Regions from separate parts of the Homo sapiens genome. Here region 2 is linked to region 1. Evidence: chromatin loops called from intact Hi-C (ENCODE). Cell type or tissue: CD14-positive monocyte. All regions are shown on one strand. Links, peaks and the distances in the headings refer to the core of each region. The heading gives the core; the rest is flanking DNA.

Region 1 (2,911 bases), core at 178-2,677:
TTTGGCAGCTTAACTGTGACTGACTTTCATTTTTTTCTGTTACACGTTGAGAAAAAAACTAAATGTGATTTTTCCATAAAAATGCTGATACAAATGTCCAAAACTTTTCTATGTTAAATAGTCTTTTACATTTTTATGCATATAGGTTACAACCTGCCATATTCATTCATCCAGTGATGATGAAATTGACTTTAAAGAAACGGGTTTCTCACAGGATTCTTCTTTGCAGCAAGTGAGTCACGCCTAAAGCTTTGCTTTTTGTTTTTATTTTAAATGCTTAGTTTAGTTGCCTTTTATGAATCAGCTTCAGAGTCAGATTATGTATTAGAATGTGATTTGGGGTTACTTATTAGTTAGACCAAAGCATTTAAAATAGGAAGTGCTGGGTAAATGAAAGATAGATTTGTATTGGTTATGTTTCAAGGGATTGTTCCATCCCTGATAACAGTGATGAGTCAAGTACATTTTCAGAAGATTTGAATGAACTGAATAGTTAAGAAGGCATCTCACACATGCTTGTTACACAGACCTTTACAATAGTTGAGTTGTTGCTTAAAGATTTGTGTAGTAGAGATCTGCTGGTAAAAATAATAGAAATAAGACGTTTAAAATGTAAGTAAAAGTAAACTCTCACGAATACCCCTGATGTAAGTTCTATTATAGTTACATCTAAAGTAAATTTTTAGTTGAAGTAATTCATTGCAACCCCTCTCTGCCTGCCCCTGAATTTATCATCTCCCTTTACCACCTGCTTATAATCTTTGTGGGGGAAAGCCTCGATATGAATAATAAATGTACTGATTTATCATCCATTGTTAGTTCTTGGAGAAGTGACAAATGATTTCACTTCTCTACTAGGTATGGGAGTGAAAAACAGAAGCCCTTTTGCAGGCTATCAGCTTTTCATATGGAGAAGTTGTCCTTAGCCAGGACCAGAATGCCTTGGCTTACATGTTGCTTTGGTGCAGCAATAGAATTAACGGGGACACCTTCCCACCCAGCACAGAATGTTGTTGCTTGGCTTCTTTTTTTTAGTCTCTAAGCTTCGTCTTAGATGAAGCTTCACATGCTTATGCTGGCCCTGTCTTTTGGCTTGTAAGTCTTACACCTGTCATATTCCAGTATTGGTTGAGCTAAGCAATTGTTTGATTTTAATACTCAGACAGTTTAGAGTTTACCTTTCCCAAATAGGTCTGAAGTAGCATTTCAGCATTTGGCTGACTTCTCTGTTGATTCTTGACACTTCTGCCTTTGACAGCAGATTTCCGGAGGTTAGGGTCAGGAAGTAGCCAGTCCCTAGGGGGCACTGTTGAGCAGCTCTCACAGCTTCCTGCCTTGGCTTGCTATTAGGCTGCACGGGCCGTGGCGGTGGCCCACCATGGCTCATTGTGAGCCCTCGTGCCTGCAAGCAGCCCTTTTCCCAGAGCGCTCTGGTATTGTCCCAGGAAGCACCTGGACAATGGGCTCTCCCTCCACTGAGGCACCTGTAGAGTACTGAAATAGTCCACCCAGTTGGCCATGAACCTGAGTGCTGTACATTGGTCCACCCCTAGAATGAAGCTTGATGATATCAAATGTAAATTATCAAGGTAATTTTGTACCTGTTGAAATACAGCTTTAAGAAAAAGAACACCTTACTAGTAATAATGATAAACTTGGAACTTCGGCTGTCAATTTAGTCTAGATTTGGTTAAATTTAGGCATTTGGAAAGTGGATTCCTTTATTTCTCATGATATCTGGTTCCAGGGTCATACCTGTTCTGGGGAGAGTTTTCTTACATTATTTTGTTTGTTTGACCGACAGCTCACGTGCGTACGAAGCCATTTCATTCACAAAACTAACTTACAACAGCCCTTGCCAAGCTCTTAGCTTGCAGAATTTACCCACTTCATATGAACTTTTCAAAGTGGAAGAATAATTACTCTTTTCTGATTGACAAGCTTCCAGTACATTTTTCTTTGCATGTTTAAACCAATCATGGATCATTTTGAAAATAAATACACTCCAAAGCACTTCTTAAAATTTTGAGAATGCAAAAAAGGTCTTGGTTAATTTATTAGAGTTTCATCATAGCCTCCATTAAGATCAGAATATTAGTTTGTAGACTTGAACTTCAAGTTCTCATTCACGTTTGAGGTTGGGCATCATGTTGATAAAGTCCCCGAATGTAGAGAGCTCAGGGCAGATAATTTAACCAGGTAACCCAGCCACGTCACCAGTGGGGAGTGCCTCCAGGCGTTTGTGCCCTGCCCATTTGCTTCTCCCTTTAGCCTTGTCTGGTCTCCTAAAGTCTGGTGTTTGACTCCCCACCTCCCTGATTCTGCCTTATAGAGTTTGGAGGGTGAGGCCCCCATGGAGGTCTGGAGAATTCAGACTGACTGCCGCATATGGGCTCTGAAACACTGACTCATCATTTCCCACTACCTCACATCACATACGGGCTTGCTGGTAGGCAATTAGGCCACATTTAGTTGACCAGTAGTTTCTGTTGCCTGGGTGGCATTACTGTTAAGAGATTTGCTTAAAGTGGTTGGCTCACTTCTCAGTGACTTGAACAGTTTCTGACTTTGGCCAGGATGACAGTACTAGGAAAGTGTGCTTTTTAAAAATAATTATACAGCTATATTGTGCTTTCCAGATATAGGTTTCTCAGAGTTCAAAGCACTTTTTATATACCTTTAAATAGGATACAATAACAGTCTTCACTTACATATATTTGTAAGTTTTGGTAGCTTTATTAGTAAAAATGAGATTTGAAATGTGAAGTTCTTTGCTAGAAGCTGTAATTGACTTAGAACTAATGAGGATTACATCTGATCATTTTCCTTTTTTCTGTGCATTATTGCATGGAAGTTACTAGTGTCTGTGTCAGTTGCTATGTATCTCTCCAGATGGATGAATAGATAAATA
Region 2 (2,911 bases), core at 1-2,500, 210 kb after region 1:
CCCGCAGGCTCAGCAGGGGCCAGGCAGGCTCCCTGGCAGCAGCCCAGAGCCGCGGGGAAGGGCAGGCAGTGCTTTTGGCAGACATTTCGGCGTCTAACAGGGGCCATTCCAGAACAGGGAACGCAGTCCTAACTAGATGGAATGCGACACCGTGGGAAATGAAAAGTGTTCTTTTTAAGTTGAGACAGGCAGAAAGAAGGTACATCACCTTCATTTTGTAGATGGTTCAAAAGGGAAATAAAAAGCCGAAGTGGGAGGATTGCTTGAGACCAGGAGTTCGAGACCAGGCTAGGCAACATAGCAAGGCTCTAGCCCTACATTAAAAATAAAAATAATAAATAAAATAAAAATTTAAAAATGTTTAAGAGACCAAATGGAAAGTAAATCATAAATGTCTGACTGCTAACATGTTTTAAAAACCAAAACTATGGGCTGGCCATGGTGGCTCACACCTGTAATCTCAGCACTTTGGGAGGTTGAGACAGGAAGATCGCTTGATGCCAGGAGTTTGAAGCCAGCCTGGGCAACATAGCAAGGTTCCATCTCTCCAAAAAATTTTAAGAAATTAGCCAGGTGTGGTGGCTCACGCCTGTAGTCTCAGCTACTTGGGAGGCTAAGACAGGAGGGTTACTTGAGCCCAGGGGTTCCAGGCAACAGTGAGCTATGATCGTGCCACTGCATTCCCACCTGGGCAACAGAGCAAGACCCTTTCTCAAATAAAAGAAAACAGAAACAAAGGCCAGGAGCGGTGGCTCACGCCTGTCATCCCAGCACTTTGGGAGACTGAGGCGGGCTGATCACTTGAGGTTAGGAGTTCCGGACCTGCCTGGCCAACATGATGAAACCCCGTCTGTACTAAAAATGCAAAAATTAGCCGGGTGTGGTGGCGGGTGCCTGTAATCCCAGCTACTCAGGAGGCTGAGGCAGGAGAATTGCTTGAACCTGGGAGGCAGAGCTTGCAGTGAGCCGAGATCGCTCCACTGCACTCCAGCCTGGGTGACGAGCGAGACTTTGTCTCAGAAACTAAAGAAAATAAAAGAAAACAAAGAAAAAACCAATGTTATGCAAAATTGCTCCACAGACTGCTTCCCAGGTCTGCCTGAAGAAGCCACCGTCCCAGTCCGTGGCACTAACCTGGTGTTCCGCAGGTGTTGTCTCTATTCCCTGGCACATGTGTCCTGAGGCCACCCAGAGGCAGTGCCCCCCAACCACCTCACAGCTGCTGTCCCTTCACAGCCTGCTGGACCCAGGGATCGCTTCCTTTCAGCTTTGTGCTGAAACACACGTACCTACAGAACAGTGCCCATGCAAGGGCCTCGTGTGCGGAGAGCTGTGCAGAGAGCTGACGTTTACCAGTCCAGCACACCGGTGCAGCCAGCGAATATGCCCGGCCCCCTGAGGCTAGAGAGACCCCTCCAGGCACTGCCCATCCACCCACCATGCCACGTCTAGCGCCACCTGCTGGTTCTGTCAGGGTCGCTTTGGACACCTTCTCTTCCGTGTTAGTTGTTCCTCAAAGCTAGACTCCCTCCCTTGCTTTGTCTGCCGGAGGCCTGCTCTTGCCCTCCCAGTACGTGGAAGCCCAGCCAGCTCCCCGCACACAGGGTGCCAGCTAAGACGCTTCGTTGGAGGAGATGCTCCTGGGACCACCGAGCCACACTCAACCCCAGGGAGGGGCGATCAGCACCGCCCTATCCCACACCATCCCTGCATCCACCAGCGAGCTCGGGAAGGATGCCCTTGGAATCAAGATAAACCAAAGAGGAGGATGGGAGCAGGTCTCTGGGGCAGCATGGCACTGCTGCAGGAGAAACAGCTCACGGGAGGACTCTCCGGGGAAGAGGGAGAGGGAGAAGCCTCCTGCGTGCAAAACACAGCATCGTGCTGGTGTACCTGCACTCAGGGTAAAACTGTCACTGTAGGCTGGGTGTGGTGGCTCATGCCTATGATCCCAGCACTTTGGGAGGCCGAGGTGGGAGGATCACTTGAGCCCAGGAGTTTGAGACCAGCCTGGTCAACATAGTGAGACTCTGTCTCTACAAAAAAATCCAAAAACCAAGAAACTGTCACTGTAACTACACGTCAGTCCTAACACACACACACTCCACTCTGCACAGAGGTAAAACTATAGCTGGAACTTCCTAGGGTGTGATTTTGGCTAATCCAAACTGTCATTTCAGCCCTGTTATCCCTGCCCCTCAAAATTAGCGTCTTCATACGGAAAAATTTCATCAAGAAAAACTGTGTATACAGACTTACGTAATTTGTAGCCCACCAGGATTTTAACTTCAAATACCACTGTAATCTTGGTCCAAGACCGACAGCAAAATCTTGAGCAAGTGCTGTCATCCGTTTGAAGTCTTCTTCCTTCATAAGAGGCCTCACCGACTGTAGATACTGGGATTATTGGGGGAAAAAAAAATCACCCAAGTTAAAACATATTAATCAAAGCCTATGTTTGCCTCACTTGTGCCTTAGGAAAAGTTCTAACACATTGAAAAGGTTTTAGGCTGGGCATGGTGGCTCATGCTTGTAATCCCAGCACTTTGGGAGGTCAAGGCCAGTGGATTGCTTGAGCTCAGGAGTTCAAGACCAGCCTAAACAACATGGTGAAACCCCATCTCTACAAAAAAAAACAAGACAAAAATTAGCTGGACATGGTGGTGCATGTCTGTGGTCCCAGCTACCTGGGGGGCTGAGGTTGGGAGGATCGCTTGAGCCCAGAAGGTTGCGGCTGCAGTGAGCCATGATCATGCCACTGCAACCCAGCCTGGGCAACAGAGTGAGACCCTATCTCAAAAAAAAAAAAGAAAAAGTTTAGACTCTTCCCCCAAGTTGGTCTTGGCAGTCCTTAGACAGGTAAACTCCCTTCAATGCTAAATGGTGTCATAGGGTAATGATAATTTAACAA

What was found. Peaks named below come from ENCODE experiments on the same cell type or tissue, not always from the same donor. Only the 100,000 strongest peaks of a DNase experiment are listed, where the experiment ranks them.
Region 2: a loop joins it to region 1, with 3 times the contacts of the local background. A loop is called at or near these places in 2 of 110 quality-filtered maps.

What each region holds. Positions count from the first base shown.
Region 1 is chr11:68,582,898-68,585,808 of GRCh38, forward strand. PPP6R3 (protein phosphatase 6 regulatory subunit 3) reads left to right here. Exons shown (of 24, transcript NM_001164161.2): 15 at 146-232. Among named protein-coding and RNA genes, the nearest start is that of GAL, 100 kb to the right of the region's middle. RefSeq lists an enhancer at 885-1,385. In CD14-positive monocyte, for the core only: a CTCF peak has its summit at 1,305 (motif pointing right); no DNase peak of the experiment used is centred there; H3K27ac peaks cover 1,250 bases.
Region 2 is chr11:68,796,959-68,799,869 of GRCh38, forward strand. CPT1A (carnitine palmitoyltransferase 1A) reads right to left here. Exons shown (of 19, transcript NM_001876.4): 6 at 2,260-2,397. Among named protein-coding and RNA genes, the nearest start is that of CPT1A, 44 kb to the right of the region's middle. RefSeq lists an enhancer at 1,455-1,954. In CD14-positive monocyte, for the core only: CTCF peaks have their summits at 1,439 (motif pointing left) and 1,645; no DNase peak of the experiment used is centred there.